4 separate regions of the Homo sapiens genome follow, and regions 1, 2 and 3 are each linked to region 4. The links are chromatin contacts, found by Hi-C in ENCODE. All regions are on one chromosome and are shown on one strand. Each heading gives the region's core, a stretch centred on a gene start or an enhancer-like site at or near the end of the contact. The rest is flanking DNA. Distances are from core to core; before and after follow the strand shown. Region 1 holds the start of CTDSP2 (CTD small phosphatase 2). Region 2 holds the start of HELB (DNA helicase B). Region 3 holds the start of CAND1 (cullin associated and neddylation dissociated 1). Region 4 holds the start of MON2 (MON2 regulator of endosome-to-Golgi trafficking).

Region 1 (2,700 bases), core at 9-2,508, 4.6 Mb after region 4:
CCTCCGAGAGACCTCCATCCATCTAAAGGAAGCTGGGACTGTGGGGGCAAAAAGAGAGGGGTAGGATGAGGGAGGTAGGGAGGAGGGGCGGAGTCGGGGCCGCCTAAATGGGAGTAAGTCGGTGGGTGTGAGGAAAGCCCAGCACCTCAGGTCTCATTTTCAGTGTTTTGGGGGACACAGTCCCGAGGTCAGTTCCAGCTCTTATACTCTGGAGTCCTAGGTCCGCCCACACGCACACACCCCTTTCGGGATTCGAAGGTTGTACTTTTTTTTTTTTTTTTTTGAGACAGAGTCTCGCTCTGTCGCCCAGGCTGGAGTGCAGTGGCGCGATCTCGGCTACCTGCAATCTCCGCCTCCCGGGTTCAAGCAAGTCTTTGCCTCAGCCTCCCGAGTAGCTGGGATTACAGGCGCCCGCCACCACGCCCGGCTAATTTTTTTGTATTTTTAGTAGAGACGGGGTTTCACCATCTTGGCCAGGCTGGTCTTGAACTCCTGACCTCGTGATCCACCCACCTCGGCCTTCCAAAGTGCTGGGATTACAGGCGTGAGCCACCGCGCCTGGCCTCGACGGTTGTACTTTTATGTGACTTGGTACGTCCTTGATTCTAGGGCTAAGCAGGGGGGTAAGGTAACTTCCGATCCGCCCCATCCCCTGCTGGAGTCAGGTTAGGCTTAGCGGCTTGTCTTGGTCACCCCTGAAGGGGGAAACCTTTCCACCTTCCCCGAGTGCGCCCTCCGAGAAAAGAACACCCCAGCACAGAGCACCAGAACGTGAGCTTCGGAGCGGCCTTTTAAATAGTTGGGAAGGGGGTGTGGCCGAGGAGACTGGGAGGCCGCAGTCTGGCGCGGGGGGAGTGGCCCGGGGGCGTGGCCGTGGCGCCTGGAATGTTGTTAGGTCCTCTCACCGCATAGTAAGGAGGGGCCACGCCCCTTTTCTCCAAGAGAGCCAATCGGAGCACCGGAACGGTTTCAAGTCTCCCCCGCCAGCCTGCCCGCCCGCCACCCCACCCCCCTTGAGGATTCGCTTTTTCCGTAACAAAATAGCAAAGCTCCCGACTGTCCGCAGCCCCGGCCGCTCACAGATGGAGGGTCCCAGGGCCTAGGACGCAGCCCCCAGCGGGAAGCTCCAGCTGGCCGTGAAGAGGCCGAGTCGAGAGCCGGGAGGCGCGCGGGGGTGGGCGCTGCAGCCGCGGGTTGTTTATCTGGAGTACGGAGGGGAGGGGGGAGCCTGGAAACCGCCCCGTGTCCCATTTCCTCCTCTTGTTTTCGCTCCGGATTCTCCATGTTGGACCCAAACTGAGGAGCCCGGAGCTGCCGCTGGGGGATCGGGGCCGGGGGCACCCGGGGGAGCCGCTGCCCGGGCCGCCCGCCCTTTGTACAGGCCGCCTCCCTTCCCGGTCCGGGGAGGAAACGAGAGGGGGGATGTGAACAGCTGTGGAAGTCGGAGTCTCGGGAGCCGGAGCGGGCCCCCGCCCAGGCCCCCCAGCCCAGCCCAGCCCGCGCGCCCGCCCGTCCTCCCGCCCAGCCAGCCCGGGCCCGCGGGATTGTTAGATGGAACACGGCTCCATCATCACCCAGGCGCGGAGGGAAGACGCCCTGGTGCTCACCAAGCAAGGTAGGGGCAGCAACTTCCCAAAACTTTGCGTCGCCCCCGGGCGCGGAGGGGGCTAGCACAGCCCCGAACCCAGGTCTCGGCCCTTGACCTCCAGGGCTTAGAGCCAGCGATCCCGACTGGACCCCTCCGGTCCATCCGCCCCCGCATCCCGGCTGGCACTCAGACCTCCGTGGGGGTTGCACGGGGATCCCGGCGCCCGAGCGGAAAGGGCGTCTTCGGCGCAGCTGTCACCCTGTCCCGCAACCCCTCCCCCTCGGGGCTGAGAGACGGAGGGGTAGCTCTCGAAGCACTGGGCCACTCCGCGTCCACCGCCTCCGGAGTTGGGGGTGGGGTCGTCACTTTCCTTCACCGCCGCGCGCGGCTGCCCCGGGATCGCGGGGAGGGGTTAGGAAGGTGACAGAGGGAGCCCCAGGTGGAACGGAACCGAGACTGGAGTCCAGCACTTGCAGGCCCCCCCAAGCCCGAGGTCGTTCGGGCAGCTAGCTGGCGGTGACGGCGTCCGGCGGGACTTGGGACCAAGTTCACCTCTTGGAGGCGGGGGCGGTCGCGGTGGGGGAGGGGCCCGGGCCCTGGCGCACCAGACGTGGCGGGTTCCCGGCTCAGCGCAGGCCCCGGGACCTTGGCGGCGTCGGGCTCCCTCCCGGCTGCCTCTGACCAGTTTCGCTGAGCAAACAAGCCCGACCCTGAGGCCCGGCCAGAGCCCCTCCCTGCCCGGTGCGCTCCCCCGGGGCCGGCGCTGCACACACAGAGCCGCGTTTGTTTAGCCCGGGAGCGGTGTCCCTGGTTACATAATTCGCCGGATGGCATCAGACCCGGCGTGGTTCTGAATCGCGCAGCGAAAAAGTGCGAGTTCTCTGTGGGCAGCGGCTGGCGGCCCCCGCCTTCCAGAGCGTCAGGTGGAGGCGCGAGGGGGCCCGCAGGCCCTCGCGGGGGTGAGGCGGAGGCCGAGGCCTCTCCCGGGGCGGGAGAAAGCTGGGGCCCGAGGGTGGAACCTCTTAGTTTGGTCACAGTGGGAGACTCGAAACTCTTTCCCCCTCCGCCACGTTCTTCTTTTGGCCTTGAGGAATGTGTCCAAAATAGCGGCA
Region 2 (2,700 bases), core at 185-2,684, 3.8 Mb before region 4:
CATATGGCTAGTGGCTATTATACCAGACAGTGCAGATATAAAACACTGCCATGATCATGGAAAGTTCTACTGAACAGCACCGGTCGGCACATTAAAATATTTTAAGTCTCAGTCACAAAGTATACATAACAGGTATAACTTATAGCACAGGAAACTACCTCATAGCACAGGAAACTACTTATACAAGGTTTACCCGAACCACAAGGTTACTAACACCAATTAACAATCATCTGTGCACTGAGGTGTTCCTTGTGTTTCGTTTTTCTTTTTCTTTTCTTTCCTTTTCGTTTTTTGAGATGGAGTTTCATTCTTGTTGCCCAGGCCGGAGTGCAATGGTGTGATCTCAGCTCACTGCAACCCCCACCTCCTGGGTTCAAGCAATTCTCCTGCCTCGGCCTCCCAAGTAGCTAGGATTACAGGTGTGCGACATCACGCCCGGCTAATTTTGTAGTTTTGTTGTTGTTGTTGTTGTTTTACTAGAGACAGGTTTCACCATGTTGGTCAGGCTGGTCTCGAACTCCTGACCTCAAGTGATCCACCTGCCTCGGCCTCCCAAAGTGCGTGAGCCACCGCGCCCGGACTGTTTTGTTTTTCCAAGAAGCTGAGGAAGAACCACGTATTTGACTCCAGGCAATATAGGATAATAATTACAAGTTCTCATTCTATAGAACTTGAGGATAAGTGGTCAGAAGGAAAAATAAAAGTTCCGATTCTGGGTGGAAATAGAGACTCAACATCCACTGTTTCCTTAAGCGTAAAACTACCTTACATTAAAGGTACATTAAATTAAAGGACGACCATTAAAATGAGAATAATTTTAAAAAAAAAAAAAAAAAAAAAGGGCAACCCGCTCGGGTCCCCTTCCACACTGTAGAAGCTTTGTTCTTTCGCTCTTTGCAATAAATCTTGCTGCTGCTCAAAAAAAGAAAAAAAAAAAAAAACCACATAGTATGTGTCCAGTTAAAGTCACTGCTATTATTATAGTCATAATTTTACCCTTGGTAGGATGAAGCAGCTAGACCACTGATAAGCTAAATCTGTTAGCACGACTGGGTGCCTTGCTCAGGGCAAAGCCAGAATGGGAAGCGCTACTTTGGACCCTCCAACCCCATCCCCCGGGCAGACGCCTTCCTCACCGCGGAGGCACCCGGGGAGGCTGCCAGCCTTTACGCCCCCACTGCAGAGCTCCTCGGCGTCGATGAACACGGACTCTTCATCCTCCTCCACGTCGTCGTTTAGGTAGTCGTCGTCCTCCTCCACCAGATCCCTGGGTGGGAGCAGAGGTCCCTGAAGTTGGCGCAGGTACGGACTCGACCTGGCCATGCTTCTCCTGAACTCAACCCAAACAACTCGGGAAAACCCTGGCTAACTGCATGGTCATGATCAGCCAATCAGTTCTACGACTGTAAGGCCATCAACTTCCGGGAACGGCCTGGCGGCCGCCAGCGTACATAAAACCTGAAAGGCAGCGAAGCTCCGCCCCAAGTTTCCAGGAATTGCCGAGGGGAGGGCATGTGGAAGGGGCGGGGCAAGGCGGGTTAGGGGCGGGGAAGGGAGAGCGAGGGGCTGGGAGATGGGCGGGGCTTCCGCTCCTTTTGGAGCCTGGTGCTGGGCGGTGATTATCAGGAAGGTGCTGGGACGAAATCAGCGCTGGGGAGTGACAGGCGTGGCACCTGCAGAACCGCCAGTGCACGGCATCTCCTGCGGAGAGAGAACGGGGAGAAAGTCCACTTCTGCTGAGCTTGAAGAACCTGGAAAAGCAACCCCCACCCCAACCTTCCCAAAACGAAAGTATAGCAGATGCCCTTCTGGAATCGGATCTAGGGCAGGGACCTAGAATTCTGTCTTTTTAATGTACATTCCGGGCTGTCCATTTTGATGCTCAGCTAGGTTTGGACACCACTGGATTAGATAACATTCAAAGTTATTTTTATCCTTTCCTCTGTGAGTACACCCTGGTCTCCCAAACTTATTTAAGCTGGGCTGCTACCTGCTGACAGTGGGGCAAAAGTGTCTCTTTGCAGCCCAGAGTATAGACAGGAATAGGAGAAGGGAAATAGAAGAGAAAGGAACGTGGTTTTAAAAACTATTATGGGGCTATGATTCTCTTACTTGATGAGGATGGTACTTGAAAGTCTTGGTACTATTTAAGAAATACCATAAATATATTACTACATTACTGTATTGATACTGTTTATTTTGGGATTATTCCTGAAATAACTAAACACACACTATTTACTAAATCCAAAAGCACCTGATGCTATATTTAAATATATATAAACGACAACTAGCACCAAATATTTAAGAAAAATGTATAGGAGAAAATATAAAAATTGATTTCTTTTCCTTTGGGTACCAATTGAAAAATGCCCACTTTTGTTGCTTTTAAAAGAAATACTGTTGCAGCTGACAAAACACCAGTGTTTCCAAGGATTGGCTATATGAGGTTGAATTCCTTTGACATTCACATGGCTACTGTTTCCACCACAACATTGAATCTCCTCTGACAAATGTCACACTTACTGTCCTCTTCGTTTCAAAAACCAGTGGATACTTTTCAGCCTTTGTTTTACCTGACCTCTCAGCAGTATTTGATACTGATAAGTATTTTCTTCTTGTAGCATTCTGCTGCCGGGGCTTTTGCAGCTTGCCTTCTCAGATTTTTCTCCTTTCTGGCTATTTACAGTCTTGGACCCCTCT
Region 3 (2,700 bases), core at 160-2,659, 4.8 Mb before region 4:
TTGAGAACTTATTTGTGAAGAGATGGGAGGCGGGAAAGAATGCAACAATCACCGAAGCGTGCAAGGAAAAATAAAAACAAAGATAACCTGTAAAAATATAACAAATCTTCACTATGCATATTACAACACTTTGGAACCAACAGTACCGATCTCCTGAACAGAACTGCTGTAATAAAGCTTCATATTCACCAGGTCCGTATTAAACATCTCTTCCTTTTGAAGATCCGTCTGCTATGATTAAGATCCAGCAATCCACCCCTTTGGCAGTGATTTTGGATATGAGGACATGAGACTGAAACCCCGAGTTCCTAAGTTGGTTTTACCTGACAAGAGGAACTGACAGTGATGCTGGCGGGAAAACCCTATGAGCGAAGTTTCCTCCATCCTGGCTCCCCTCCCCCTTCTTCCCACCTTCACGAAAATTAATAATCCACAAAAGAACTATGTATCAGCCAAGAGCGCAAAAGTTCATCATTCCACCTGAATGCAGCAAGGCCCACGCGCACCTGCGGGCAGAGAGGAGGCTGCCGGGTCCCCGAGTGGGCAGCAGCTTGGGCCCCAGCGAGCAAGGCGGCCTAGCGCCGCAGGATGGCAAGCGAATAGGCCCGGCGCCCGGTCTCCCGGCCTAGAGCAACTCCCTTCTCCACAATGGTGGGTGGTTTAGCCCCTTCGCGCTACCTGAGACGCAAGAATCGCCTCCTGGTGGGGCAGGGAAGGATGTGGGGGCGCTGAGACAAGCAAACGGGGCCTAGAGACCGCGGCGGGCAACTGCCTAGGAGAAAGAATGGGGGGAGGGGGTTGCAAGAGGGGAGAGGAAAGGGGCTCCGCAGGGATCGGGAGGCCAGCGGACCGGTGGGCTGGAGACTTCGGGGCAGAGAAGCTACCGGCTACGGCCGAAGGGGTGGGGCAAGGCCTGCGTGACGGCCAGGGCCGCGGCTGCGAGAACCCCGAGGTGGGGTGAGGGTCGGATCTCGGCCTCACCTAAAGTCCTTGTCGCTGGATGTCATTTTTTCCAGCAAATTGGAAATGTGGTACGAGGCGCTCGCCATGTTGACGGCCTCGATCCCGCCTGCTGGCGCTGCTGGAGCTGCTGCCCGCTGCCGCTGCCGCCGCCGCCGCCGCCACTGGAGCTCCTCCTCTCGCTCGCGGCGGCTCCCGCTTCCAGGGTCGCAGCGCGACGCCGACGCTGACTAGGGAGGCGCCTCGACGGGCTGCCCCCTCCCTGGCGAGGCGTGGGCCTGTCCCGGGGTAAGCCGAGGCTACAGAGCCAGCCTAACGACGGCGCTGTTCGCGTGAGAACGAGCTCATGGGCGGCGGGGCGTACAGAAGGGCCTCTACGGGGAGCCAGACACTTCCACTCAGGGCCGTCTCGCTCCCACTCGCTCCGCACTCGCTCCCTAGGGCAAAAGGCCAAAGCCCGCCTCCTTCGCTCCGGGGGCGGGGGCGGCAGACGCGGGCGCTACGGAAAGCTAAGGTCAGAGTTCACGGAGGCCTCCCCACGCACGCTGTGGAGAAGAGAGTTAAAAAACAATTCGGTTGGCTGAAGCCTGTGTCAGTTTTCATGTGACCCGCCTTTTGGAGGCATGACAACACAAAAAAAAGGGGCTGTTCTCGCGAGACTCTAAAGCGACGGTTAAGGGACAGGGGACGAGTGGAGCAAGTGGGCCTTAATCTGAAAATAACTTGATTGTTTAATGACATTAAGAGAAAAAGATTACGAGCTTTGAGAAGGAGGAAGCCTGGGAGTAACGACAGTTAAGGAGTTAGCTTGCGGAACCAACATAAGAATTTATAACAGGGAGGTGTCGTTTGGGATCAGACGCGTGGCCTGCATTGCCGTAGCCACCGTGGTGTAATGTTGCCACGTAAAAACCACAAATCCCAGAATTCAGTCGGGTGATACACTGGCTCAGAATGTGATTGGCTGCGGGAACTAGTAGCTTCCTCATTGGCTCCCGTGGAAGGAGTGAATGCTGGGATTTGCAGTCTGATGGGGGAGCCGTGCTGGGTAAAAACCTTAGAATCGTCGCGCACTCCGTTTCTGCCGCGGATTCTTATATTCTCCAATACAGGCTTTTTCTGTTATGCAGTATTTGCAGAGCAGGCTGCTGCAGTTTGGCCAGGCGCATTGCGGATCAGTTGGTGTTCTTGCCAGAGGCCTAGCAGCAGCTTCCTAGCGCTACTACTTGCACCTCCCAAGGCAGCTGAGCCTCCCCACTTCTCTGGCCAGACACACTCCTACCGTGCATCGTAGAACCACCTCTCTGACGCCAGCAGGACCTTAGTAAGAGTAATGGGTATGCGACAGATGGCTGTAGTCAGGCCCTACTGATTTCAAAATAGCTAAAAGACTATCTCTGTAGTTAGCTTTTGTGGCCTTGATGGACCTGCAGCTGTGTATTGCTCCCTCAGACGTACAAATTCGTGGAGATGAGTTATGAAAGTATTTAGTATCCAAGTTTTTCATCTGCTTAATATTTGGGATTTTAAACACAAGTTTTGCCAGCTAGGGGTCAACATCCCTGAAAGTGTTAGGGATGGAGCTAGCTGACAGGCCTTTCTAAAAGAACAGAGAGCCTGGTGAAGAGATGAAAAATCAATCTCACTTGATACTCCTGTTAAAAACAACAACAAACCTTTAAATAGCTCTCTACTAACACATAACTCAAATCCGATCAAATCTACCTGACCTTTACCATT
Region 4 (2,700 bases), core at 124-2,623:
CGGGCCTGTTTTTGGTGGGTTTTTTTGTTTGTTTTTTTTTTTTAGAGAATTAAAATGGCATTTTAAGAGAAAAAGCAAATAGTAACCAAATGTTAAATATTTCACCTCAAGAACTATTTGGAGAATTAAATTTCCATGTATTATTTACTGGGATCTCTTTAATAATACCCTTCTGCTCTGACATCTTTCCCATACATAATATAAAACCATCCTTTAACCCTATTTTACAGCTGGAAAAAAAAACCCGAAGCTCAAAGAGGTTAAGATTTATTGCTGGAACTAAATTCAGGTGTATTCGCTCTGACTGCAAGCCCAACTTCCCACTACAGTACTGCTCATAACAAGGTTTAACATGATTATGTGGATCTTCAATATTCTTCATAAATTAGGTGGCTCTGGATAGTTTATTAACACGTCAAAGGATTGATACAGAGTTAAGCTGAATGATATATACCAGAAGGAAAATTGTTTCCAATTCAGTGATATGCCATAAACGTGAGGAGTACAGGTTTCAACAAGATGGGTGGATACTCGTTTCGGGGAGCAACAAACAAGTTTTTCAATTTTGGTTTGGCCAGTTTCAAGTAAGAAAAAGGCCAGAATAGGCTAGTGCACAGTACACCTAGCTGGATTAACTGAATAGGCTCACTTCATGAACTTCACTCCTAAACTGGGAGGACAGGAGAGGGGAGAAAATCAAAGTGCCTCAGCCCTCTCCAGTGGAAACTATAAAAAGCCCTTGTGGAACAACCCACCGACTCACAAATCTGGAAAGGTGAGGCCTGAATGAAAATTAGGACTGGAAACTGGGGTGAAGCACTGAGTCTAACAGGACCAGGCATGCTCACAGTGCCTTCTCCTGACGTCACCTGAAGCTTACCTCTTTGACAGGTGGGAATTTCTTCTTGCACTCCAGTGACAAGGCGCGCAAGTCGCTCTGCATATTCTCCAGCAGCTTCTTCACCGCCTCGGGGCTGCTGGTGCCGGACATGATCCTCCAAGGTCCCAGCCAATTTCCGAGAGGTACAAACAAGCTCTGGCACGGTCAGCTCCTTAGGGCCACAGGCAGCTCCCTCCCGGTGTCTCTGGTCCTTCAGCAGCCCGCTTCTTGGGCCCTGGGCTGCGAACCCGGAGCCTGCTCGAGCGTCCCCCAGCAGCTTCCCCGCAACACCTCTGGCTTTTCTCGGAGGCGCCCCCCGCAGTCGCACCGTCCCGCTAGGCTCCGCCGACTCTGGCCGAGAAACCCACAAGGCGGGCAGGTCCCTCCGCTGCCGCGGGGCCCAGCCACACCGGGTGTCACCAGCCAACCTGGCAAGAAGCTTCAGCGCCAGCTCCCCAGGCCCCTAAGACTCGCCGACGCCATTAGCCGAGTCGCCCACAATTCCGAGCGCTGCCGGGACACGTCAGCCGCACTTCCGGGTACCGTGGCCTCCGCCACCGCCGCGGCCAACCCCGGCGGCAGGCCGTCGGCGGGGCGGGGCTGGGGCTTGGCCATGCTCGGGGCAGGCGGGATTCCGGGTGGGCAGCGATTCCCACAGCCCCACCCCCGGAATCAAGTAGGCTAGACAGGGTTTAAGGCGTCAAGATTCGCTTCGTTTTCATTAACAAGTGCCTGAACAGAGCCCCCGAGTACTCCTTGGCATATCTCTTTGCGTATGTTTGTGTTAAATTGTATTTCGGTGTAAATAATTTGTTTCCCTGTAGATTAATCTTAACGTGTCTCCTCCCGCTTCATTTCGAATCTCTGGACTAGTGGCCCCAAATCAGTGGCTACCTCCTGTTAATATACATTTTTTTTCTTTAAACGCAACTGGTGCACTTACTGTGGGGTAGCCTCTTATTTTCCTAATCTCTAAAATGAGACTACCCTCTGCTCCACGCATTCCGCTGGCCTCCCATCTCACTCAAAGTAAAAGCCAAAATTCCTCCAATCACCTACCAGGCGCTACGAGATCTGTCCCGGCCCCTTTACTGGCAGATGCTCCCAGCTAAAAGGAGAGTTTCGCGAGTTGGGCTGCCGGTTCTTCCTCTTTTTAAATCTTATTTTGTTTCCTGTGTATCTCCAGCACCTAGAACAGTGTCTGGCATATAGCAGGTAATCAGTACATACTTGTTGAATGAATACCCTTCTATTATAAAATCAGAGTTTCGAGGCTCAAATAAGGCACAGATACATAAAAGCCTTCATCAGGTCTGAAGTGCCAAATAAATATGAGGCAAAAGCCAAACAGAAAAATCTTCATCTGTATTTCCCCAAGATCCAGGTTGGTCTACTTTTTCCCCAAGACATTTTGCAGCTGCTGGTCAGAAAGCAGAAAATGAGGGAGGAAAAACCAGAAACAGTAGAGATGAAGAAACCAACACCTTCAGACAGCTGAGCTTATGACATGATGGAAGACAGTGAGCCATGAGATTGTCAGTGGATAGCGCTGTTTGGCTGTAACAGAGCTACTTTGTAAGCTAAATAATTTTATTTTATTTTTCCTTCTGATAAGAAGCAAAGCAAGGATGGATAAAGGGGACAGATGAGGTAATAGTAGAGAGCTCCTAGGGCAGTAATTTTGATCATTTGTGCCTATTACACAACTTCTGGGAAACTTGACACCTCCTATGGTATAAGCTTTATGTATGAAAACTGGTGAATTTAGCAAAAAAGTTCAAATGGAATATATGGCAGACATTATTCTTGAGGTCTCAGGG

The links. A loop is a pair of places that touch in the nucleus more often than their neighbours do. Pooled maps may share reads with other maps.
Region 1: a pooled map shows a loop between it and region 4 (6-fold over the local background). The contact joins the promoter of CTDSP2 here to the promoter of MON2 in region 4. A Hi-C loop is called at or near these places in 7 of 50 pooled maps.
Region 2: a loop to region 4 is called in a pooled map, with 7 times the contacts of the local background. The contact joins the promoter of HELB here to the promoter of MON2 in region 4. A Hi-C loop is called at or near these places in 7 of 50 pooled maps.
Region 3: a map of naive thymus-derived CD4-positive, alpha-beta T cell shows a loop between it and region 4 (13-fold over the local background). The contact joins the promoter of CAND1 here to the promoter of MON2 in region 4. A Hi-C loop is called at or near these places in 1 of 168 maps with a recorded cell type or tissue (naive thymus-derived CD4-positive, alpha-beta T cell), 1 of 37 single-sample maps with no recorded cell type and 8 of 50 pooled maps.

Annotation. Positions count from the first base shown.
Region 1 is chr12:57,845,287-57,847,986 of GRCh38, reverse strand. It overlaps CTDSP2 (CTD small phosphatase 2), which reads left to right and starts at 1,258. Exons shown (of 8, transcript NM_005730.4): 1 at 1,258-1,615. The coding sequence starts at 1,552. RefSeq lists silencers at 777-956, 1,027-1,106, 1,117-1,546, 2,137-2,436.
Region 2 is chr12:66,301,227-66,303,926 of GRCh38, reverse strand. HELB (DNA helicase B) reads right to left here and starts at 1,434. Exons shown (of 13, transcript NM_001370285.1): 1 at 1,137-1,434. The coding sequence starts at 1,323. RefSeq lists enhancers at 104-413, 444-543, 1,175-1,254, 1,315-1,364.
Region 3 is chr12:67,268,067-67,270,766 of GRCh38, reverse strand. CAND1 (cullin associated and neddylation dissociated 1) reads right to left here and starts at 1,409. Exons shown (of 15, transcript NM_018448.5): 1 at 982-1,409. The coding sequence starts at 1,049. RefSeq lists enhancers at 643-1,294, 1,574-1,833, 1,974-2,273.
Region 4 is chr12:62,465,499-62,468,198 of GRCh38, reverse strand. MON2 (MON2 regulator of endosome-to-Golgi trafficking) reads right to left here and starts at 1,373. Exons shown (of 35, transcript NM_015026.3): 1 at 881-1,373. The coding sequence starts at 991. RefSeq lists enhancers at 717-1,216, 1,212-1,321 and a silencer at 1,352-1,671.